Linked DNA regions of Homo sapiens: region 1 is linked to region 2. Evidence: chromatin loops called from intact Hi-C (ENCODE). Cell type or tissue: gastrocnemius medialis. All regions are shown on one strand. Links, peaks and the distances in the headings refer to the core of each region. The heading gives the core; the rest is flanking DNA. Region 1 overlaps AFG2A (AAA ATPase AFG2A). Region 2 overlaps AFG2A (AAA ATPase AFG2A).

Region 1 (12,660 bases), core at 5,026-10,025, 58 kb after region 2:
TAGCCAAGCTTAGGAGAAAAGGCAGGTCAGTTCGATAGCATGAAGCCACTTGGAGATGTGGAAAGGTAGAGCTGTGACTAGAGCTGGCAGAGGCATAAGCCTTGGAAGGCTGGTTGGGGCAAGGTGAAAAATGGGAAGGACAGAAGCAGGTAAAGAAGCCAGAAAAGGCAAAATTTTACCAGGTTCTTTCCTCTTTACTGGAATTTGAATTTTGTCCTACTTGCCTGTCTTGAGACTTTGACTGACATAAATAAATCTTAAGACGAAAAGGGAACAAAAGACTGAAAACAGCTCAAATATCTTTTACTTGAAACTGGGTTAAATAAACTATGCTCCTATAAAAGGAATGAGAAATAGCTCTCTATATAGCCGTGAAGTTGTTTCTAGCATAAATTGTTAAGTGAAAAAGACAAAGCAGAGCCAGACGCCGTGGCTCACGCCTGTAATCCCAACTCTGGGAGGCCAAGGCGGGCAGATCATTTGAACCCAGGAGTCTGAGAAAGTTGAGAAACAGAAAGTTCTAGGACTCAGAGCCTGCACTCTACCAAACATGGTGAAAACCTGCCAGCATGGCAAAACCCTGTCTCTACCAAAAATACAAAATTAGCCAGGCATGGTGATGCGTGCCTGTAGTCCCAGCTATTTGGGAGGCTGAAGTGGGAGGACGGCTTGAGCCCAAGAGATCAAGGCTGCAGTGAGCCAGCATCACACCACCTCACCAGCTGAGCACGATCTTGTCTCAAAAGCAAAACAAAACAAAAAAAAGATAAAGCAGAGAAAAGCGTGAATACTATGCTAACATTTTTCGGGAAGGTGGCAGGAGAGGTGGGAAAGCGTCCCTTTATCAATATATCCCAGCTAATGAATGAAGAAGGAATAACAGAAATAGGATAGCATCATTTTGCAGCCCTTCATGAATCAAAAGACCTGGACAATCATAAGTGGCTACTAACACATGAAAAGAAGAGCAGCCATACATTATGTGCATCTCAGCAATACCTATGAAGTACTTGTTCAAAAAAAAAAAAAATCAAACCTGAAACTCCCCAAGCCTCTAGATCTTAATACAAGTTAATAAGAAATACAGGAGGCAGGAGATGTTAAATAACACCAGAGGGATGCAGGAAGCAAAATAAGGAATATGGGAGACTGGATAGGATATATAATTCTGTTTCTTGAACATAAATTTTAAGGGAAAAGAGAAAGAGAAATCCCTTAGATATGAGATATAGTAACTAAATGTAATGTGTCACACCTATTCTGATCCCAATTCAAACCAACCATCTGTGAAATATACTGACTGGTAAATGTGAACACTAACTAAATACTGATAATGTTAAGGAAATGTAGCTAATTTTAATGTGGCATAAAAGTGTTACAGTATATCTTTAGAAATACACTAAAATATTTATGGGTTAAATATTGTGATTCTGAGATTTGCTTCAAAAAATTCAGTGCAGTGTTGGAGATAGGATTACAGTGTAGATGCAACAAAATTGGTCATGAGTTGGTCATTGTTAAAGCTGGGTAGCAGGCGAGTGATTTCACTGTATACTGTTCTCTGTACTGTTGTATGTGTTTGAATTTTCTATCGTTAAAAAATATTAAGAAGAAAACAAATAGCATTATCTTTTCCCTAAGTGTTCACAATCTCCTCTGTCTCCCCTTTCTCCTATTTTCTAAGGAGAAAGAATTGAGCAAGTTTACAAAGTGGGGTGGAGCTGTTGTGAAAGATACTTCAAATCATTTTTTAGCTACTCAGAATTATAGCATGAAGTCAAAGTTCTCTAGGCTTGAAATGCTGTGTACCTCATTCTTCCCCTCCAACACATATTTCCAGTTATACGCACAATTTTAATTGACTGTAGGGACTATCTTCAAATAACATTTCCATAAACTTCCAAACTGAACCGCCCCAGATTGGAGTTTTGTAATCTATTAGCCATTCATGACCCCTCCCCTACCCACAAAAAAAGTTGTTTTTGTTTGCTTTCTCTTCTGATTTTCATTTAGACTTCTTTCTTTGCCAATAGATTTAACACAAAGATAGCATTTTCTAACTTTGACCATAATCCATACTGGAATCATCATTCAAAAATAATGGCCTAATTGTTCCTACAAATTTCATAATCATTTTCAAAGAAGTTCATTGGTGGCCCTTGAGGCTTTTCAACTTTATCCTATTTTGGATGATATCTGTGGCCTAGAAATCAGTTGTATAGCCCAAAATGTTACCTAGACTACTAATGAACAGCAAGGTCTAAGGAAATGGCAACTAGAGGCCGGGTGTGGTGGCTCATGCCTGTGATCCCAGCACTTTGGGAGGCCGAGGCTGGCAGATCACAAGGTCAGGAGATCGAGACCATCCTGGCTAACGGTGAAAGCCTATCTCTACTAAAAATACAAAAAATTAGCCAGATGTGGTGGCGGGCGCCTGTAGTCCCAGCTACTCCAGAGGCTGAGGCAGGAGAATGGTGTGAACCCCAGAGGCGGAGCTTGCAGTGAGCCGAGATTGTGCCACTGCACTCCAGCCTGGGGGACAGAGTGAGACTCCATCTCAAAAAAAAAAAGAAAAGAAAAAAGAAAATGGCAACTAGAAACAAGCAGCCCCATTGCAGCACGCTGAACACCGTTTTTTGGAAGCATGCACCACTGAGCAGGAATTCCAAAATGGCACCTTTGCAATAGTACATTTTGAGGCATTGTGTTGCCAAGACAGAAAGAAGAGAGGAAGCAGTGTATAAGCACCACAAATTTACATATACATAGAAAAGGATAGAGGGCAGTTTTTACATCCTCTCTCTCATTTCCTCCACCAACCAACAATCGGCCTGACTCAGATTACCTATCCAGCCCTCCTAAGGATCTTCACTTCCTCCCCCTAGAAAACTACAGAGTTGCTCTGTTGTCACAGTGTGAAAACACACACACACATGCATGCGTGCATACACATACACACACACACACACACACTTGATTTGGTGCATAGGAAGTGACCTAATTCAGTTTGTCCTCATCATAGTGACAACTAGACTGAGCCAATCAGAGACTTTCTGTAGGGTTTTGATTACTGGAATTGAGAAAATGAGGGCTTTCTGGTGGGTGAAGCTGTGAGATGTAAAACACAGCAACTGTTCCTGGTCATGTGAAGCCAAAGTACGGAGAGAAGCAGAGACAAAAACTCTCTTCATCGAGACGGAATCCCGATGGCATCCCAGGCCCTGCTTCCAGCTGGTCCGCTGAGGCCCAGCCACACTGCTTTCTTTAAGTTCAGTTCGACCCAATAATATCATTACAATAAATTCCTCCTTTTGGATTCAAATTGGCTTTCCATCCCTAGCAGTTCAGCCCTAATATACAGCAGATGTCACAACTGATTTCACATATTTGGAGAAATAGGAGTAGCTGAGACAGAATTTAGTCTACCTTGCTCAGAGACATTCACAGATAGTGTGAAAACCACTCATGAGTCCCCTTTGCTTAAAGTTACCCTGGTCATGTTTATTACAGCATGTAAAGGTACATAGCCTTAAAGTCTTTTCAGGACTTGGGATTTTTCTTAAAGAAAACAAATCAAGAGTGTTCATTAAAAGATTGATATAAAAAATTAATAATTCTGAAGTTAACCCAAAACTTAATGTAATCTTCCATTGGAACATTTGTTGATGTGTGTGGGGGGTTTAAATTCCACAAATATTATTAAAATGAGCAATCAGCAGCAAGATGTTTTAAAATATTTTGTTTCAGCATGTAAAATCTCGTTTTATTACAGAATTATTTTGTTAAAGGCACAGCTATGCCAGGTTGCTGCCAGAGTGATAGGATCATAACAGCCCAGTTAATTTTAAAAGACTCACAAGTGGTAGGCCTTGGAACTACTGATGGCAACATGTACATCACATTTTAGTATAATGCTTAAACTTACACCACATCTTGTGAATTTATATGCATCTGCCAATGTGTGTGTGTGTGTGTGTGTGTGTGTGTGTGTGTCTGTGCACGCATGCATGTAGATACACATATATTTATTTCAAAGAGAAGAGAGTTGGTGGGAAGTAGGACAGACTTGTGAAGTAATTAAGAATTTCTACTGGCTCTCACATTCTTCAGTGTAACTTAAAATGTGTACAAAAGATATCTTGAATACACTGTGTCAAAACTGGTCTGGTTTCATTTCCAGTTAGTTGCCAGCATGCTAAAATGGAGATGCTTGCTACCAAGGTGTAGCTTGTCTAAAGTTTAGTGATTAGATCTCCAAATGAAAAAGTACAGCCTAAAGAGGAAATTCTTGGCACTTGTTTCAATTATCTCCTCTTTACAACATTATAGGGTGCTTTCATGTGTATGTATTATCATTCATAGTAGAGAGTACATTGACTAAGATTGCAAAATAGTTTCCATTGTATCATAATCCCCTTGTGTCCAGTTGACTCACATCTCTGAAAAATTTCTGCTCAGTTACAAATGTCTGCTGGTCTCTTTCCAATGATACTTTGTTTGTTTGTTTGATGGTTGGAAATCTGAAGAAAGTTCACTTAGTTAAAATGGTGATGTAAAGTATATGAGTACAGTCCTAAAATTTACTAAATGTACATACTCAAATTTACTCAACTTTAGGTCTTCAGATTTTAAAAACTAGATGAATAATCTATCCTTTAAAAATTCACCATTAATTCTTCAAGTATACCAACTGCTGCATTTCTAATACCAAAACAACCTTATCAAGTGATAATTTAATTACACCTTTTAAATGAAATTTTAAAACATGATTTATTCATGAAAAACAAGTAGTTTCATCCACCCTTCTTTTTCTACAACTCTTTGCATATCTGTGGCCTGCTATTTATTACAGCCTTTCTCATAATTTTTAGTGTAGGCTTAACAAGCATATAGTTTTAAATCTTTCTTTAGGAGACTTTCTGGCTTTTCTCATTGCTGAATTCGACACAAACCTTATTCTCTTATTAGCATTCTTGCAAGGGAGTTTAGGTAATAATAGTTAAGAAAGAATGTTTAAGTTTGATAGTACATTAAATAATAGACAATGATCAGAAGAGGAAAAAAATGCATGGGTATTTTGGTTAAGGTTTTCAAAACCTAAATCATCTTTATTCTCCACCTTGGCCTGAACAAAGAATAACTATAATGAAAATTTGGCCTATGTGGCTTTTACACGTATGTGTTATTTCCTTCCGTTACCTCACATATATAATTTTTTGTTGTTAAAATGCAACAGCTGGATCTCGCTATTGGCTTTCAGATCAGTAAAATCAGAGATTGCCCTTTCTTTGCTTCCTTTTTAGTGGACCTGCAGGAAATAGAGTTCAGAGTGTACCTCACTCCTTACAAGACAACAGCCCATATAATTTTGCAGATAAGGAAACAACTCCTTCAGTTTCTAAATACCCAGTATATAGTGTTGTTATCAAACATCAACACCTGTATGCATTTAAATTCACTCACAGTTTAAATGAAATTACACATAGTTAATACATGCCACTTGTAAAGTCTAATCTTATCTTGGGAACTTGGATTTTGCATTCCTTAACTAGTGTGCTTAAATTTTCAGTTGTATTATCCTATGTTTTTTTTGTTTTTTTTTTTTTTAGTAGATGAAAATAAGACACAGGTGTTTAGGTTTCTCTTCATGTCGATAAAGATCTAAACAAGCATTTAGTTATACTTAGGAGCAGCTGTTGAAATTTTCTAGGGTACAAAAGAAGGATCTAACAAAATAAAACCCACTCACCTCTAGCATGATTAGCTCCATTTTGTATTTTCTGTACTCCCCAACTGTGATAATTCCAGCCAAACTGTATTCTGGCCTAAGTCATCTGGAAAGGGGGAAAGCAGGTGTTATTATGAAGCATTCAGAGGATTTAAGAAGATTTGAAATATAGTTACTATAGAGCAGTGATTCCTAACCCCTTTTTGGTTTTGGATCCTTTTTAGACTATAATGAAAGTTTTGAACCTTCGCTATAGAAAAATATATAATATGTATACATGGGTGTATGTTTTCATAAGTTTCAATGTATTCTTAGATCCATCTAGATATCCATAGACTCTCAGTTAAGAATCTTTACTATGTGGCCAACAAACACACAAAATTAGTGAAATACCAATTGAAATAGTATCTAGTTCATGTAACAAAGATTGCTTTATTATTTGAAATTAAAACAAAATAATATAATGTGAGCTTCTAAATAAATGGCTTATAAACAACATAAGTATTACAAGTCAGAGGAAGCAGAGACCACCTTAAAAATATAAAAATAAAAAAGATACATGAGTGTATACTGGGTATTTTCAGAATATCTTATGTAATTGGGATGATGTGATTTCACCTCATTTACATCCTTATTTATTTATATGCTAGATGGGAAAAAAAAGAACTTTCTTCCAAAAAGCATACCACTGTCAATGAGTATGACATGCATAAAATAAGTGTAATATAAATAATCCTATTTTCTTCTCACTCTATGTTATGTGCTAATGGTATACTTATTGGTTACTCACAAGGACCTATCTTCATCTGCCCCTTAGCTAGCTACAGATTGTCAAGTCATTTTTTCCCCCTGTTTAACACAGATAGCCATTAACACCATGTCATCTTCTTTAAATGTAAAATCATTTAGGGATGCCAAGCAAATCTGCTGATTAGCTCAGGCCAGCCTACACCAGATTGGAGAATGGGAAAGTAGTGAAAGACACGCATTACAGATTAAGACTGGGTATAAAGAGAAGACTCTAACAACCCACCCCCACCAAATATGCCACACAAGTGCTCAGAGAGACCAGAGTCCCAAACTAGACTACCCAGGTGAAACTACAGAGTTTCACAGGAGGCAGCTTTATGTGTGTGTCAATGGGGCAAAATGTGAGGGCTGGCAGTAAAGAAGTCTGACAGATGAGGAAACATGGGGAATATTAAAACCAGTTTAACACACTTGCCCACACCATCCCCCGAGCCGCTTCCTCCCAAGCTCCCAGAGCACCAGCAAGGAGGTTGAGACACTCTAGACTTGGGGAGGAGTCTTGAAGTTTTTCAGGAACTTTGCTTGCTTTCTTCTCCCAAGGACATCCCCTGTCCTCCTCTCCTCTTTGCCCAGGACCAACCTCAAGCTCTCCCATTACATGAGTGCTTTTACCCAAAGTGTGGTGCCTCTTCCAGAGCTGTCAGCTTTCTGGCTATAGCTTGGATATCAGCCCCACAAGGACCCACAAATACAAACCTCAACATAGGATGACTTACTGTGCCTGATACGTTTTTGCCTTTTTAGTCCATAGTAGACAATTATCTTGACTATAATTGTCCCAGCAGGAGCTGCCTCTGTGTCTGTGTATATGCGTGTGTATTTTTTTTTTCTAAGGCAAAAACTAGTTTATATCTTTGTTCAAAGATGACCTTAGCAGGAGACCTTTTTTTTTTTGGAGTTGATCGGTAGGTCAAGCCATGTGCTAACCTGGCTTGTCTGGGTATGTCTGGGAAGCAGAGCAGGACCAAGGCTGCAGGGCCTTTATGGAATTTCTGTGCTAGGAAGGGAGATAGACATTTAACACAAATATCTCTATATCTTGACATTTGCGATATGGCAGGAAAGTACAGGCACCTATGGGACTATAAAACTGATCCTAAAACAAGCAGGCATGAGGAGGTAGTGAGGTCACCTCTAGGAATGCCTCCTCAATGGAAACATTTGCACTGAACCTTGAAGATTAGGTAGATGAGCCAGTGCTTTTGCACACCTTGTTCCATGAAAGCAAGACTGTTTTTTTACTGTTGTATTCCCCAGTGTCTGCTTCCTTGTAGGTGATCAATAAAGATTTCTTGAATAAATGAAAGAATAAGGGGCTCCCAACATCTGTTTGCTCTCTTATCCCTCTCCTTCCCTACCCAGTGGTTCCTGTTCTCTCCATTCCCTTACCAACTGGTATGTTATTTTTAAAACTAAAAATACTCTGTTTTATCATATTATTATTCAATTAAAGTTAGAAACATTTAAAATCCCCATAGATGCAAATGCTAGAACAATGAAATAAAAGCTCAAGATTTTTTCTGCCCCCAAAGCTCTGTGGAATAATCAATTTTATAAATTTTTAAAAAACAAAAACTATTTGGAAGGCTGAAGCAAGAGGATTGCTCCAGCCCAGGAGTTCAAGACCAGCCTGGGCAACATTGCAAGACCCCGTCTCCTAAAACAAATAAGTAAATACAATTTTAAAAAGGAAAAACTAGGCTTCACCATGCAAGTTTATAATGAAAGGTTATACACTGAATATATACTTTAGCTATATATTTCAAAGACCTCAAGATAACGTTAAGGCCGGGCATGGTGGCTCACGCCTATAGTCCCAACACTTGGGAGGCCAGCTGGGGAGGACCACTTGAGGCCAGGAGTTAGAGACCAGCCTGGACAACATGGTAAGACTTCATCTCTATAAAACATAAAAAAGCCAGGCGTGGTGGCATACACCTGTAGTCTTAGCTACTTGGGAGGCTGAGGCTGGAGGATCACTTGAGCCCAGGAGGTCAAGACTGCAGTGACCCATGTTCAAACTACTTCATTCCAGCCTAGGTGACAGAGAGCAACCCTGTCTTCAACAAAAACAAACAAACAAAAACAACTTTGAATCAGCAAAATTAAGCAACCAAGTGTGTTCCCCTTCTCTAATGTCATTAAGCTTTGAGTGTGTCTTTACAGAAATTTTTATTTTCTTATGTATGGCATCCTAGATTGTATGACTTTAACATAATCCCAGATGGATTAATTATCATGAAGCCTATTTTGCAGACGATTCAAGGGAATTTAGCCCAAGAGCAAAAGTTAGGTAATTCCTTAAATCTGAAATCTGTCCTCTGAAATACTACTCTACTCACCGCTTAAATGGTTTTCAGTGAAGTGGCATTTTAAAAATAAGTGCTGCTTGCTTTACCTCTGAATTCCCTTCTCCAATGCCATTTTACTCCCTGAGCTGCTTTCTTGGCAGTTTGGGGCACCCCTTGCTGTTTGTGCCTGTGATAGTCTGACTTCCATCTGCTGCTCTGCAGCCAGGAGCCTGCTGTGCTCCCTTCAGTCACATCTTTCATGCCTGGCCATTCAAGCACCTTTCATCAGGTCTCAATGGGCCTGGGTAAAGGGCCCTCCCCCTGCATCCACATGAGCACATAATCTCCCAGGTAGCCTCCTCCTTGAAGCACCTCCAGTGCATGTGTTCGCAAACAGCAGGACATCACTCTCTACTGGGTTCCTAATCCCTCAGACACACAGAGGAAGGAGGTCGCAAGGCTGTGAAAGTGAAAAGAAAAGCGAGGGGGCGGGTGAGCAGAGGCAACACAATGTCAGCGCCTGGGCCCTCCAGCGGCTGCACCACAATCATCGCCAGCTGCAGCCCAATTAAGCTCAACAGGTCACAGGTGTTCCAGACAGAAGATGCTTTTAACAAAACCACTTTCTTGAAAATACCTAAGACTTTTTGAAGCACTGCAGCCCATTTCTTTTGGTAGATTCTTTAAAGCTATTTAGTACCCTTCAAATACAAAGAAGCTGAGAAGCACATTTCGGCCTCAGTGGAAGGCGTGCTTGCTTCATGCAGAACAGCGGGGGCAGCAGCCAGGCTGCCGTGACCGAGCGCAGAGACAGCATCTCTGCCAATACGTGGATTCAGTGTGCAGCTGCAGAAAAAGGACGTGAGGGGTGTCTCCCTCCTCCAGCTTGGTCGCGTCTGATACTGTAGCCTGAACTGTGCAGTTCACTCACTCACACAAGAAATTGCTGCATAGCCATGACCTTGTGTGTACTCTTAAATTACAATCTCTAGGATGCAGTTGTAGTTTTCCTATGAACTTTTAAGCAGCCCTGCCACATGCTGGTTAAACTAGGTGAATGAATTCAGCTATCAGGAACTACTTTTCATCTTCTGACACATTTTAAAGTGCTGGCTTCATTTTCTCCACAGATCCAAGTGTTCCCTGTGCCTGCCAGAAGTGTGGGGAGGGGATGACAGGATCCAAGCAGAAATTAGGTAGTTGTTTAAGTCACCTTCGGACCTTTGTTACCCTTCCACCTTTCTTTGAGGATATCGATAATCTCTGAGAGGCAGTTAAGAATGTAGTGGGGAAGGTCAAGTTAGAATTTCGGCATCCCTATTGGAAGGGAGCGGTTCTTGGTTCCCCTACTCCTCAGGCGCACTTACAGCAGCATCCCTTCTTCCCACGCCTGTGTGCCACTCTCATGGGTATGTTTGCCTGTTGTCATTATTGTAACCTGTTTACAGCCAATAGCGAGGACATGCTGACGCTACCCAGGTCTTATCTGGAAATGGAAGCAACTGCTTAAATTTACAATTGGGTTTCTAATCTGTCAACGCACCAGAAAAGCCCCTAGTACTACTGTGAAACTGAAAAGAACATGGGAAGAGTTAAAGCACAGCGGGAATGAATACCCAGAATAGGGCCCAACGTTTTCAGCTTTTCCTTCCTGTTGATTAGTTTTTGGTAAACAGTCTTTGCCTTGACTGTTACTTTTTATCACGTCATTTTTTTAAATTATTACTGCTTGCTTAGAAACCATGTTGGTTTTAATTTTCACAATACGCCTGTTTCTGTTTTGCTAAGCTGAGCCACCTGTTTAAACTCTTCTTGTCTCATGAATTGGGGGAAAGAACCGTAGGCAATGTATAAGAGGTTTCATTTTTTTCCACAGTGAAGTAAGACATTGTTCTTATTCTTCATGGCATTCAGAATTCTGCACAATTGCCTCTTTTGCCCTTTTGCATTTAAAAGTGAGGTAATTAGATTTCCCAAGGTTCAATGGTCAAGAGCCTTCTCATCCCGCGGAGTTGCTTCCCCACACTGCTCACAAGTGGAGCTGTCTCGCGTAATCCAGTTATTGCTATATTGTTGTTATAAAGGAACTGCTTTTTCAGAGAGCTAGCATAGCATGAAACTTTATACTCACATGTCCCTTTGCTTTCATTGCTTTTTTCCCCACATTTGAAACTAATTACTATTTTATTCAGTGTCTGTGAGGATTTCTAAACATTTTTGTTAAAAATCTTTTCCTACGTCCTAGGAATTCATTTCAAATATGCCTAAATCCTTCACATTGTGAGATCCTGCCTTTGTTGTTTTATGTTTTTGTCAGATATTCGATCGTCAGATCTATTATTACTGCTGAACAAATGGAAAGAAAATTTGTGACATGTTGGCACCAAATAAATTAGTGTCATAGCCACTGAAACAAAGGCATGTCTTCGTCTAGCTCTGACAGTGAGATCTTGGGCCCACTCTGCTATTTTTTTGTCTTATTTTCTCATTTTCACAAACAGATAATGTTTTACCTTTGCAAAAAGCTGTATATATATATATATTCTAAAGCTTGGATATCAATTTTTTTTTCTTTTTTTTTTCTGAGATGGGGCTTCACTCTTGTTGCCCAAGCCAGAGTGCAATGTCACGATCTTGGCTCACTGCAACCTCTGCCTCCCGGGTTCAAGTGATTCTCCTGCCTCAGCCTCCCAAGTAGCTGGGATTACAGACATGCACCACCACACCCGGCTAATTTTTTGTATTTTTAGTAGAAACGGGGTTTCACCCTGTTGGCCAGGCTGGTCAGGTATCCATTTTTTAGTCAAAACTGAATAAGATGAAATACTCAGATTTATAGAGCTGGCCAAAACGTTTTTGTTTTTACAGCCTAATAGCAAAAGCAATCTTGCTGGTAGTTGGCTAGTAATTCATTTCTATGATGTAGTCTGCAGCCTATGGGGGAAGAGGACAAGATGGTGAAGGGATTAGGGGAAAGCTTCCAAAATCCTTTTTGCCAAAGAAGTTAAGGAGCTTGAGCGACCCAGGTTTTCTCTCTAAATGGGTTAGTTTAACATTCCAGACAGTCTGTGATTCAAACTTGTCTATTCACCTATACATCTACTCAGCAGAGTTCTTTATGGCCTCATAGGAACAATTCAGCTGAATTCCCCCATCACTGAAACTGTTCCAGACTTTATCTACTTTTGCTTTTTGTTTTTTAGAGACAGAGTCTTGCAGTGTTGCCCAGCGTGGCCTTGAACTCCTGGGTTCAGATGATCCTCCCATCTCAGCCTCCTAAGTAGCATGACTACAGGCCCACACCACTACACCCAGCTCCATCTGCATTTTGAATGTGATGCCAGCAGAGTGATGAGCTTTGTGGTGGTCCCTGGGTTCAGTGTAGATACACACACACACACAAACACACAAACACACACATACTTATCTCATTAGGTTTTCCTATAAACTTTATAGCTAGTAATGAGAAAGGTCCTAGTTTAAATTGAAGGGTTTTTTCCCTCAGTTTCTGTAGTATTCATTCCTAAATAGAGAGATATGTTGACAGATTTATCTGAAAAGACCTCATTTTTCCAAAGCTTAACACAGAAAGGAAAATCCCGTAATCTTAGGTTAGTTTCATCAAGTGAGACAATAAATCGCCATTTGCATAATTTTCTTTTTTTAGCAAAGATTCCATTCTAATTCTCCAAAATAATATACAGTCATGCACCACATAATAACATTTCAGTCAACAATGGACCAGATACATAATGGTGGTCCCATAAGATTACAATATTATATTTTTGCTGTACCTTTTCTATGTTTAGATACACAAATACTTACATTGTG
Region 2 (12,660 bases), core at 3,944-8,943:
TCAGGAAGGCCTACTGCCTCCATGAACTGTACCTCTGTAGACAGGGCATAGCTGAACAAAAGGCAGCAGTAACTTCTGCAGACTTAAACGTCCCTGTGTGACAGCTCTGAAGACAGCAGTGGTTCTCCCAGCACGGCATTTGAGCTCTGAGAACGGACAGACTGCCTCCTCAAGTGGGTCCCTGACCCCCATGTAGCCTAACTGGGAGACATCTCCCAGTAGGGGCTGACAGACACCTCATACAGGCGGGTTTCCCTCTGCGATGAAGTTTCCAGAGGAAGGATCAGGCAGTAATATTTGCTGCTCGGCAGCCTCCGCTGGTGATACCCAGGCAAACAGGGTCTGGAGTGGACCTCCAGCAAACTCCAACAGACCTGTTGCTTAGGGACCTGACTGTTAGAAGAAAAACTAACAAACCAAAAGGAATAGCATCAACATCAACAGAAAGGACTTCCACACAAAAACCCCATCTGTAGGTCACCAACATCAAAGACCAAAGGTAGATAAAACCACAAAGATGGGGAGAAACCAGAACAGAAAAGCTGAAAATTCTAAAAACCAGAGCGCCTCTTCTCCTCCAAAGGATCACAGCTCCTTGCCAGCAACAGAACAAAGCTGGATGGAGAATGACTTTGACGAGCTGACAGAAGTGGGATTCAGAAGGTCAATAATAACAAACTTCTCCAAGCTAAAGAAGCGTGTTCTAACCCATTGCGAGGAAGCTAAAAACCTTGAAAAAAGGTGAGACAAATGGCTAACTAGAATAAACAGTGTAGAGAAGACCTTAAATGACCTGATGGAGCTGAAAACCATGGTATGAGAACTTCGTGACACATGCACAAACTTCAGTAGCCAATTCAATCAAGTGGAAGAAAGGATATCAGTGATTGAAGATCAAATGAAAGAAATGAAGCGAGAAGAGAAGTTTAGAGAAAAAAGAGTAAAAAGAACAAAGCCTCCAAGAAATATGGGACTATGTGAAAAGACCAAATCTACATTTGATTGGTGTACCTGAAAGTCACGGGGAGAATGGAACCAAGTTAGAAAACACTCTTCAGGATATTATCCAGGAGAACTTCCCCAACATAGCAAGGCAGGCCAACATTCAAATTCAGGAAATACAGAGAACACCACAAAGATACTCCTCAAGAAGAGCAACCCCAAGACACATAATTCTCAGATTCACCAAGGTTGAAATGAAGGAAAAAATGTTAAGGGTAGCCTGAGAGAAAGGTCAGATTACCCACTAACGGAAGCCCATCAGACTAACAGCGGCTCTCTCGGGCAGAAATCATACAAGCCAGAAGAGAGTGGGGGTCAAGATTCAACATTCTTAAAAGAATTTTCAACCCAGAATTTGATATCCAGCCAAACTAAGCTTCATAAGTGAAGGATAAATAAAATCCATTACAGACAAGCAAATGCTGAGAGATTTTGTCACCACCAGGCCTGCCTTACAAGAGCTCCTGAAGGAAGCACTAAACAAGGAAAGGAACAACCAGTACCAGCCACTGCAAAAACATGCCAAATTGTAAAGACCATCGATGCTTTGAAGAAACTGCATCAATTAACAGGCAAAATACCCATCTAACATCATAATGACAGGATTAAATTCACACATAACAATACTAACCTTAAATGTAAATGGGCTAAATGCTCCAATTAAAAGACACAGACTGGCAAATTGGATAGAGTCAAGACCCATCAGTGTGCTGTATTCAGGAGACCCATCTCATGTACAGAGACACATACAGGCTCAAAATAAAGGAATGGAGGAAGATCTCACAAGCAAAAGGAAAGCAAGAAAAATCATAGGTTGCAATCCTAGTCTCTGATAAAGCAGGCTTTAAACCAACAAAGATCAAAAGAAACAAAGAAGGTCATTACATAATGGTAAAGGGATCAATTCAACAAGAAGAGCTAACTATCCTAAATATATATGCACCCAATACAGGAGCACCCAGATTCATAAAGCAATCTGGGAGACTTTAACACACCACTGTCAATATTAGATCAACGTGACAGAAGTTTAACAAGGATATCCAGGACTTGAACTCAGCTCTGCACCAAGCAGACTTAATAGATATCTACAGAACTCTCCACCCCAAATCAACAGAATATACATTCTTCTCAGCACCACGTCGCAATTACTCTAAAATCGACCACATAATTGGAAGTAAAGCACTCCTCAGCAAATGTAAAAACAGGAATCACAACAAACTGTCTCTCTGACCACAGTGCAATGAAATTAGAACTCAGGATTAAGAAACTCACTCAAAACCGCACAACTACATGGAAACTGAACAGAACAGCCTGCCCCTGAATGACTACTGAGTAAATAACAAAATAAGGCAGAAATAAGGATGTTGTTTGAAACCAGTGAGAACAAAGACACAACGTACCAGAATCTCTGGGACACATTTAAAGCAGTGTGTAGAGGGAAATTTATAGCACTAAATGCCCACAAGAGAAAGCAGGAAAGATCTAAAATTGACACCCTGACATCACAATTAAAAGAACTAGAGAAGAAAGAGGAAACATACAAAAGCTAGCAGAAGGCAAGAAATAACTAAGATCAGAGCAGAACTGAAGGAGATAGACACACACAAAAAACCCTTCAAAAAATCAATGAATCCAGGAGCTGGTTTTTTGAAAAGATCAACAAAATTGATAGACTGCTAGCAAGACTAATAAAGAAGAAAAGGGAGAAGAATGAAATAGACGCAATAAAAAATGATAAAGGGGATATCACCACCGATCCCACAGAAATACAAACTACCATCAGAGAATACTATAAACACCTTTACTCAAATAAACTAGAAAATCTAGAAGAAATGGATAAATTCCTGGACATATACACCCTCCCAAGACTAAACCAGGAAGAAGTTGAATCTCTGAATAGACCAATAACAGGTTCTGAAATTGAGGCAATAATTAATAGCCTACCAACCAAAAAAGTCCAGGACCAGACAGATTCACAGCCAAATTCTACCATAGGTACAAAGAGGAGCTGTTACCATTCCTTCTGAAACTATTCCAATCAATAGAACAAGAAGGAATCCTCCCTAACTCATTTTATGAGGCCAGCATCATCCTAATACCAAAGCCTGGCAGAGACAAAACAAAAAAAGAGAATTTTAGACCAATATCCCTGATGAACATCGATGCGAGAATCCTCAATAAAATACTGGCAAACCGAATCCAGCAGCACATCCAAAAGCTTATCCACTATGATCAAGTCAGCTTCATCCCTGGGATGCAAGGCTGTTTCAACATACGCAAATCAATAAATGTAATCCATCACATAAACAGAACCAATGACAAAAACCACATGATTATCTCAATAGATGCAGAAAAGGCCTTCGAAAAAATTCAACAGCCGTTCATGCTAAAAACTCTCAATAAACTAGGTATTGATGGAAATATCTCAAAATAATAAGAGCTATTTATGACAAACCCACAGCCAATATCATACTGAATGGGCAAAAACTGGAAGCGTTCCCTTTGAAAACCGGCAGAAGACAAGGATGCCCTCTCTCACCACTCCTACTCAACATAGTGTTAGAAGTTCTAGCCTGGGCAGTCAGGCAAGAGAAAGAAACAAAGGTTATTCAATTTAGAAAAGCGGAAGTCAAATTGTCCCTGTCTGCAGATGACATGATTGTATATTTAAAAACCCCATCGTCTCAGCCCAAAATCTCCTTATGCTGATAAGCAACTTCAGCAAAGTCTCAGGATACAAAATCAATGTGCAAAAATCACAAGCATTCCTATACACCAATAACAGACAAACAGCCAAATTGTGAGTGAACTCCCATTCACAATTGCTACAAAGAAAATAAGATACCTAGGAATCCAACTTACAAGGGATGGGAAGGACCTCTTCAAGGAGAACTACAAGCCACTGCTCAACAAAATAAAAGAGGACACAAACAAATGGAAGATGGGAAGAATCAATATTGTGAAAATATCCATACTGCCCAAGGTAATGTACAGATTCAATGCTATCTCCATCAAGCTACCAATGATTTTCTTCACAGAATTGGAAAAAACTACTTTAAAATTCATATGAAACCAAAAAGGAGCCCGCATAGCCAAGACAGTACTAAGCAAAAACAACAAAGCTGGAGGCATCACACTACCTGACTTCAAAGTATACTACAAGGCTATAGTAACCAAAACAGTATGGTACTGGTACCAAAACAGATATGTAGAGAACAGAGGCCTCAGAAATAACACCATGCATCTACAACCATCTGATCTTTGACAAACCTGACAAAAACAAGAAGTGGGGAAAGGATTCCCTATTTAATACATGGTGCTGGGAAAACTGGCTAGCCATATGCAGAAAGCTGAAACTGGATCCCTTCCTTACACCTTATACAAAAATTAATTCAAGATGTATTAAAGACTTAAATGTAAGACCTAAAACCATAAAAACCCTAGAAGAAAACGTAGGCAGTACCATTCAGGACATAGGCCTAGTCAAGGACTTCATGACTGAAACACCGAAAGAAATGGCAACAAAAGCCAAAATTGACAAATGGGATCTAATTAATCTAAAGAGCTTCTGCACAGCGAAAGAAACTACCATCAGAGTGAATAGGCAACCTACAGAAGGGGAGAAAATTTTTGCAATCTACCCATCTGACAAAGGGCTAATATCCAGAATCTACAATGAACTCAAACAAATTTACAAGAAAAAAAACAACCCCATCAAAAAGTGGGCAAAAGGTATGAATAGACATCCCTCAAAAGAAGACATTTATGCAGCCAACAGACACATGAAAAAATGCTCATCATCACTGGCCATCAGAGAAATGCAAATCAAAACCACAATGAGATACCATCTCACACCAGTTAGAATGGTGATCATTAAAAAGTTGGGAAACAACAGATGCTGGAGAGGATGTGGAGAAGTAGGAACGCCTTTACACTGTTGGTGGGAGTGTAAATTAGTTCAATCATTGTGGAAGACAGTGTGGTGATTCCTCAAGGATCTAGAACTAGAAATACCATTTGACCCAGCCATCCCATTACTGGGTATATACCCAAAGGATTATAAATCATGCTGCTATAAAGACACATGCACACGTATGTTTATTGCAGCACTATTCACGATAGTAAAGACTTGGAACCAACCCAAATTTCCATCAGTGATAGACTAGATTAAGAAAATGTGGCACAGATACACCATGGAATACTATGCAGCCATAAAAAAGGATGAGTTCATGTCCTTTGTTGGGACATGGATGAAGCTGGGAACCATCATTCTCAGCAAACTATCAGAAGGACAGAAAACCAAACACCACATGTTCTCACTCATAGGTGGGAATTGAACAATGAGAACACTTGGACGCAGGGCAGGGAACATCACACACTGGGGCCTGTCAGGTGGTGGGGGGCTGGGGGAGGGATAGCATTAGGAGACATACCTAATGTAAATGATGAGTTAATGGGGGAAGCAAACCAACATGGCTCATGTATACCTATGTAATAAACCTGCACGTTGTGCACATGTACCCTGTAATTAAAAAAAAAATTCAGTTACAACCAGGTGTGGTGGTTCACACCTGTAATCTGAGCAGGAGGATCACTTGAGTCCGGAGTTTAGACCAGCCTGGGCACCGTAGGGAGACCCGTCTGTCCAAAAAAATAAAATTTAAATGTTAGCCAGATGTGGTAGCACACACCTGTGGTCCCACCTATTCGGGAGGCTGAGGTGGGAGGACCGCTTGGACCCTGGAGGTCAAGTCTGTAGTGAGCCATGATCGCGCTACTGCAGTCCAGCATGGGCAACAGAGCAAGACCCCATCTCAAATAAATAAATAAAACTCAGTAAGTAATAGAGCCAGAATTTTGAACTATGAATAGGTAAGATTAAAAAAAAAGACATTATTTTGTAATGTCTTGTATTATCAGACAAGGTACCAGAGACAAGGAAAAAGAAAGGTGCACTGAACAGCCAAAGCAGGACTGACGGAACTCAGAAATGGGCTGGGACCAGCCTGGGAGAAAGAAAACGCAAGGCAAAGAAAAGGATAAAACAGCCCTGCTGCACTCTGGTGGGACTGATAAGAAATAGCTTCTGTATCTTGGTATTTTGTACCTTAAAAAAAATTGAGGAGTGGCAGGAATAGAAAACAGAAACAATGTCTCTTTGGGGTGAGAGACAGAAACACGCTGTTCCTCTCAGAGGATGTGGAAACATTGATGACCTCTGCAAGTGCAGGCAGGCAGTATCCACAGCTCTGCATCACCACTCGGCGTCACCACTGTGCAACCCATCAGTCCTGTGGTGCCCGTTCAAGTTACATTGTATAAATCTGTCCTACGGCATCTGTATCCTCACCATCTAATAACTTTAGCACAGAATATTGTTTAAGAATGATGGAGAGGGAAAAGAAGACTTTGAGTCAACAAAACCTTTGTTTGTTTACATTTACCATATCATCCATTCTTTGTAGTATATATCAGAAGACTTTCATTTTAGGTTTTTAAAAATCGTTTATATGTAATGAGTTAAAAACCTTAGTTATCCAGAAACATATTCTGAGCAACATGTTTTTGGTACCACCTGCTGTCTTATATATTTCTTGTCTGCATGCTTCTGTATACCTAGTAGGTGTCTGTAGGCAGATCACCTTACATTGTGATTTCTTTTAAATTGGGAAAAAATATATGTCCTTTGAATATCTTATGGTTCAGCAGGGGCATTAGAAAATATAAACAACTGTTGTGTGATATGTGCAAAAGAAATGTGAACAATGTTTAGGAGTAATATAGAGAAGAAAATGACAGTTTCTTTGTATAGAAATGATTTGAAAGAATAACTAGGATTTTCCTGGAGTACATGGCCTGGGAGTAGACAGGACTGTTCAGATAAAGAGATCACTATTTATAAATTAGAGAGGTGTGAAGAATATGCTCATAGCAATTTTAGGGGAAGTACAAGGAGTTCAGTATTGGTAGAAAGTAAAGGGCCTGGAGGGGTCAAATAACAGGAGACGATGCTGGGAAAAGAAGCAGAGGACAGGCCATTTGTCCCCACTGCCACTACTCCCTTACCCCCATTAAGAACCCATGGGTTTATATATTTTTAAATATCTTAAAATATGTAAATATCTAAGGAAGTTCTTCACTCCTATTCTATCTTATGGAGACCCTTTTTAAAGAGTGAATTTTATAGAGACATAGGAAATGTTAGTTTGCATTGTTTTCACTTTGCCCCTATAGTTTTTTAAAAAGCAGATTCACTTTTTACAAGAGGAAGAATTTGGATTAGTGCTGGATACATACTGTTTTGACTTGTAAAATGACTCTTTAATAGAAATGGACAAAGAAAATATGCTAATAAAATAACTTAAGTATGTGTATGTGTGTGCATGCTAAATTTTTTTTTCTTCTGTTCTCTTCATTTTGTGCTCATCATCAATTGCTGCTATTTACTGTGGTGCATTTTTCCTGAACACCTGCTGTCAAATGCATCAAGTCTTTTCTTGCACAGTGCTACAGGTTTTTGCAGAACTGAGCAAGCCCAACATTAGACAGATAGCCTAAAGACTGATTGATTTATTTGTTTTAATACAAATATACGCTAACATGTTGACATACAGAAATCTGTTTCAAATGAATTATTTTTTAAAGAACAAAGAACTTTATAACCCTAGTACCTAATCCTATGCCTGACACATAGTAGATACTCAGCAAATATCTGTGGGACTGAACTGCTCTGTGAAGCCTAGCTAAGCACTAAAGACTCCCACAACTTTTTCAGCTTTATGGGGAAGTGATTATCTTAAATAGTTTTAATGCAAATTGAATTATTGTTTAAAAAGCATGTCCACCAGTTGAAAAGTCAAGTCATGGAACATTGTTAAGATCCAGGTTTTAATTTAGCAGATATTGTTCTCTTTGCAGAATAATTACGAATCTATTTAAAATAAATGCTTTTTTATCTTTATCTCCCTTTGCACAATGGAGTGGCATTGTCAAAAGGGGAAAGTGTCTAATAATAAGTTGAAAACATTGTGCAGTTATACTTCAAAGACATCTCTTAAATTGTCCTGTTCAGGTTCACTGCCTCTGCTATTATTCATGTTCTAATTTAGGGCCTCGAAATTGTATTAGTTGCCTAACTGGAAGTTGCACTTCGTTCCTGTGCTTCTTCCACACTGCTGCCAGAATCATTTACTTTCTTCAACAGAAAATCAAGCCTGTCTCTTTCCTCATTAAAAACCTGCAATTTGCTACGGACTGTGAGATAAGGACCAAACTCCTTGGCATTACATACCATATGTAATGTAATTATACCTGTGGATTTTTTTTCTCAATCTACCTTCATGTCCCCATGTTTCTAAGCATCCTCTACCAGTGCTTCCCAAAATTTTTCATGACATGTCACACATGGAATAATAACCAGATGATACCACTGTCTGACTGCCTGAAGTCTCTGGCTTCTCTGAGCTTTCTGGCCCTTCTGAGATCTGAAGGAAACAATATCTTAAGCATACCCTCTAATCCATTCCCAGTACAACCACTGGGAAAGTCTGCCCTACATGTGACCACAGTAAACCTTTTCGCCTCCCAGGAATGGTTTGTGCACTGCTTTTCTTCTTTGCTTATAATATTCATTCTGCCTTTTCACAGTTTCTCAATCTGGTAAATTTCCCCTCCTTGTCATTTAAAGCCCGGCTCATTTGGATTTGGGAAATGTTTCTGGAATTTTTTTAAGAATATGTGAAGCTCTTTGTTTCCAATTAAAGCCTTATCTTAAATCAATTAATTTTGACTCTTAGAAATTCTCTTTCCATTTTCTGACCCATTTGTAATAACTTAATTTTAAGGTTACACCTACTGTACCAATAATGATTTTGTTTTTAAAAATACAAATAAAAATCTCCCTTCCTTGGCTTTTTGGAAACAGTTTCTTTCCCCCGTAAATTATATTGCCCATGGTTTCATAAATACACATCTCAAATGGGTTACTTATGTAAAGGGTGTGTGTGCTTACTTGCGTGCGTGTGTGTGTGTGTGTGTGTATCACTACTACTAATACTAACATAAATATATATATCATTACTACCCACTTAGCTATATTCTAAAGTTAAAAGATCTCAAAATACTTCTTGTGAAAAGGTTTACTAAGCCCAAAGTTCTAAGAGAAAAATTATGAAAATTGGTTTCCTTTGTTTAACAGAGCCTATTGCTTATTTTAAGGGTAATTGATCTTTTGTTTTGAGACAGGGTCTCACCCTGTCACTTAGGCTGGAGTGCAGTGGTGGATGCCTCCCTAGGCCTCAACCTCCTGGGCTCAAGTGATCCTCCCACCTCAGCTGGGACTACAGGTGTGTGTACCACCACACCCGGCTAATTTTTATGTTTGTTTGTTTGTTTGTTTGTTTTGTAGAGATGGGGTTGCGCCATGTTGCCTAGGCTGGTCTCAAATGCCTGAGCTCAAGCGATCTGCCTGCCTTAGCCTCCCAAAGTGCTGGGATTACAGTTGTGTGTGTGCCACTGTGCCTAGCCTGATTGATTTTGATCTCTAACACATTCCTCTCATAACTATTTCTGCTTTTCCAAAAAAGTTTTATGTATGGGTTAGGTAAATGTTTCTGGTTTTATCTCATTAAATGATTGGCTTTTAGTATCAGCATGAATCAAGTATAATTTGACTTACCTCATCCTTAAATTCTTACTTAATTTGGTAATTATTGTGTATTTTATCATTTTCTACTAGTGTCTTAGCCTGTTGATCAAAGCTTGCTGCAGTTAGTTGTTTGCGTGTTGATCTTTCTCTACTTTTTAGTGTTCTTAAAGGTAAGGACCAAGTCATATGCTTCTGTATTTTCCTCACAGTGCTTTGCACACAAAAAAAAAATTGTCTAGTAGGTGTCTTTTTAGTTACTTTTAAAGTATCTTGTGGGTAGTTAAGACTTTTTTATTCAAATTTTATATAAAATCTGTTTTTGTTTTCTGATGCCTGTTCAGCAGATGCTTACCCAGACTGAAGTAGTTTACATTCTTTTTCAATGTCCCAAAAGCTTAATTAGCAAATAATATAATGCAGACTGCTCCTTGCATAGGCTCTCATGGATTTTACATACTACTGCTTATTTTATTAGTCTCTAAAGTCATTCTTCTCCCAGTGTAATTACACTTTTAAAAATTACTAAATTGCATAAGAGATATTATGAAATCGTATTCCTGGAACATTGAGAATTTCAAGCTTTAAAAGACAGCAGCTAAAGTCAAAGATACAGCAACATTTTCAAAAGTTAGCTTTGTACATCTCTTGGCTGAGTAATGTGAACCCACACATGGAAAGATTTAATATATACAGGAATGTTCTGGGCCTCTGTAAGAGCTGATCCCTCTATCAGGTTTCTGTGCAGACAAGCATGTTTCTTCTATCTATTAGGAAAGGGTTATGAATTGAGCATTTCAGAGGCTATGGTAAGAAGCAGGGAGAGAAGGGGGCAAGTAGAGAATTGCTGAATATCAATTCTTTTTAAATATTGAGATTTAGAAATAAAAATCAAGAATCTGTATTTTGACTTGACTTTTCAATCTATTATTCTAACCTCGTAGCTCATTGTTCCATTTATTCAAAGAACATTAACATCTGCCATATATTAGGAATTCAGAGATTGCTAACATTGCCTATGTTCAAGGATCTCATAATCAAGTACTGAGGATAATTATACAAGAAGAGTAATCACTATAATAGCATTTAATACTTACTGAAGCATACATGCCATATGCCAAACACTGAGCTAAGCACATTATATCAATATAGATATAAAAACACCTGCTGATTTGTCCAAACACACAGCTAATAAGTTTTTGAGCTAGAATTTTCCTCCAGCTAAGCTGATTCTTTTGCCCTCACTTTTAACCTTGTATGCCAAATTACAAGTTTAAAATTCATTTATGTACTTGGAAGAGTCATAGAAGTTTCAATAAAAGAGAAGACTTTTAAGCTGAGACTTGAACAAGAAGTGGAGCTTCCCTGATAGACAAAGAGATAAAATGTCATTCTGAGCAGAGGGAGAAATATGTGCGAAAACAGGGAGGCAGAAAGCAGCGTGGTGAGTTTTACTAACTGGGTGTTTAGGTGCTCCTAAGCAAGTCCAAGTTCAAGTATAGCATTTCAAGTTTCTATGATTTTAGTGTAACTCCTATCTTATCTACAGCTCCTTTTCTTTTCTCACAGGGTGAGAAATGCTATACTTGAACTTGGACTTTTTTCTTTGATGTGCAATTAAATGATTAGAAAATAGGAAGTTAAGGTATTTGCAGTTAAAATGATCACATTAGCCATGATGTAGATAAAGCAAGGAAAAAGAAGGAAAGAATAAGACTGCAGGCAGAAAAACAACTAGCACAGCAGTTATGATATTCTAGACAAATGATTGTGTTGGCTTGATATCACTGAGTAAACATTTATTGGGTGCCTTATATGTGCCATAGCTGAGCTTACAGTGTTGAATAAAATGAATATGATTCCTGCCATTACATACAGTCTACAATCTGTTGGGAAAGACAGACAGTAAACAAACACACAAATACACAATAAAGAAGAATGGGTAGAAGTGACAGGTTTAAGAGAGATTTAAGTAGTGTTAGCCAGGTCTATGCATTAGTTGGATTTAGAGGAAGAAATAGATACCTAGAATAAATCCAAGGTTTCTTTGAGATAATTCAGAGCCGTTACCAAAGATCCACCTTTCTCCCTGGTTTCTGGAACTATTCTCTCCATGAATCATGATTCATTGATATGTTTTTATTAAAGTATAAAGGCTCAGTGCTGCTTTCCTTTCCTAGAGGAAGGCACTCCCTATATACACATACACACCCTTGTTGATTATTTTAAATGAATGGGAGCCAATGGGACCTGATTTTTCAAGGTGTCTATTTTAATACTTTTGTCTGAACAAGTATTTCTATGTTAATGAAATTAGATTTGAGCATTTGATAGAACATGAAACTATAAGTGTTGAATTTCAGAATTTATAAAAAAGAAAAGGCAGCCTTATAATTGTGGTATAAGGTTTGATAGTTAAGACTCCTTCATGTGAAATACCAGATGTTTTGAGTCCTTGATATAAAGGTCAGAAGAAAAGAAGGATATTGGTTTCATAATAAACTAACATGTTTACAGTAATGACTATGCAGTGTAAGCTGTGGATATTTTGTTATATAAGAATGGCAGGGGGTCCTAGAACTGGGGGCTGGAAGGCCCATTTAAAAGGTCATCCAATACGATAATTTTTAGTCTGGAGCACACAAGCAGAGTTCAGGTGAACTCCCTGGAATTATTTGCAAAATTGGGAGTATTTTTTGTATGTATAGTTTGAGGGGAATTTCTGTCAAATGCACATAGGCACCTGTAATTAAAGAGCCGCCTTCATTTTCACACATGAGGAAACTGAGGCTGTTACAGATGTAGAGACTTGCCCAAGGTCTTGAATAACTTCTCAGAAAGGGAGTTTGTTCTATGATTTGTGTTTTTTAATAAAGTTTTAATGGACAGACCACGATATCCAACATGGCCTTGGAGCCATAGGGTTCAGAATATTAGAAAGCCTTGGCTTCTTTTTTCATTGAGTTGTCATATAGTGATTTTAATAATAATAGAACATGCTATTATTCAGAATA

What was found. A loop is a pair of places that touch in the nucleus more often than their neighbours do. Peaks named below come from ENCODE experiments on the same cell type or tissue, not always from the same donor. Only the 100,000 strongest peaks of a DNase experiment are listed, where the experiment ranks them.
Region 1: it touches region 2 in a loop (2.8-fold over the local background); 2 of 110 quality-filtered maps call a loop at or near these places.

What each region holds. Positions count from the first base shown.
Region 1 is chr4:123,295,160-123,307,819 of GRCh38, forward strand. All of the region lies in intron 15 of AFG2A (AAA ATPase AFG2A), which reads left to right. Among named protein-coding and RNA genes, the nearest start is that of SPRY1, 95 kb to the right of the region's middle. In gastrocnemius medialis, for the core only: no CTCF peak of the experiment used is centred there; no DNase peak of the experiment used is centred there.
Region 2 is chr4:123,238,204-123,250,863 of GRCh38, forward strand. All of the region lies in intron 14 of AFG2A (AAA ATPase AFG2A), which reads left to right. Among named protein-coding and RNA genes, the nearest start is that of SPRY1, 150 kb to the right of the region's middle. In gastrocnemius medialis, for the core only: no CTCF peak of the experiment used is centred there; a DNase peak (open chromatin) is centred at 6,258.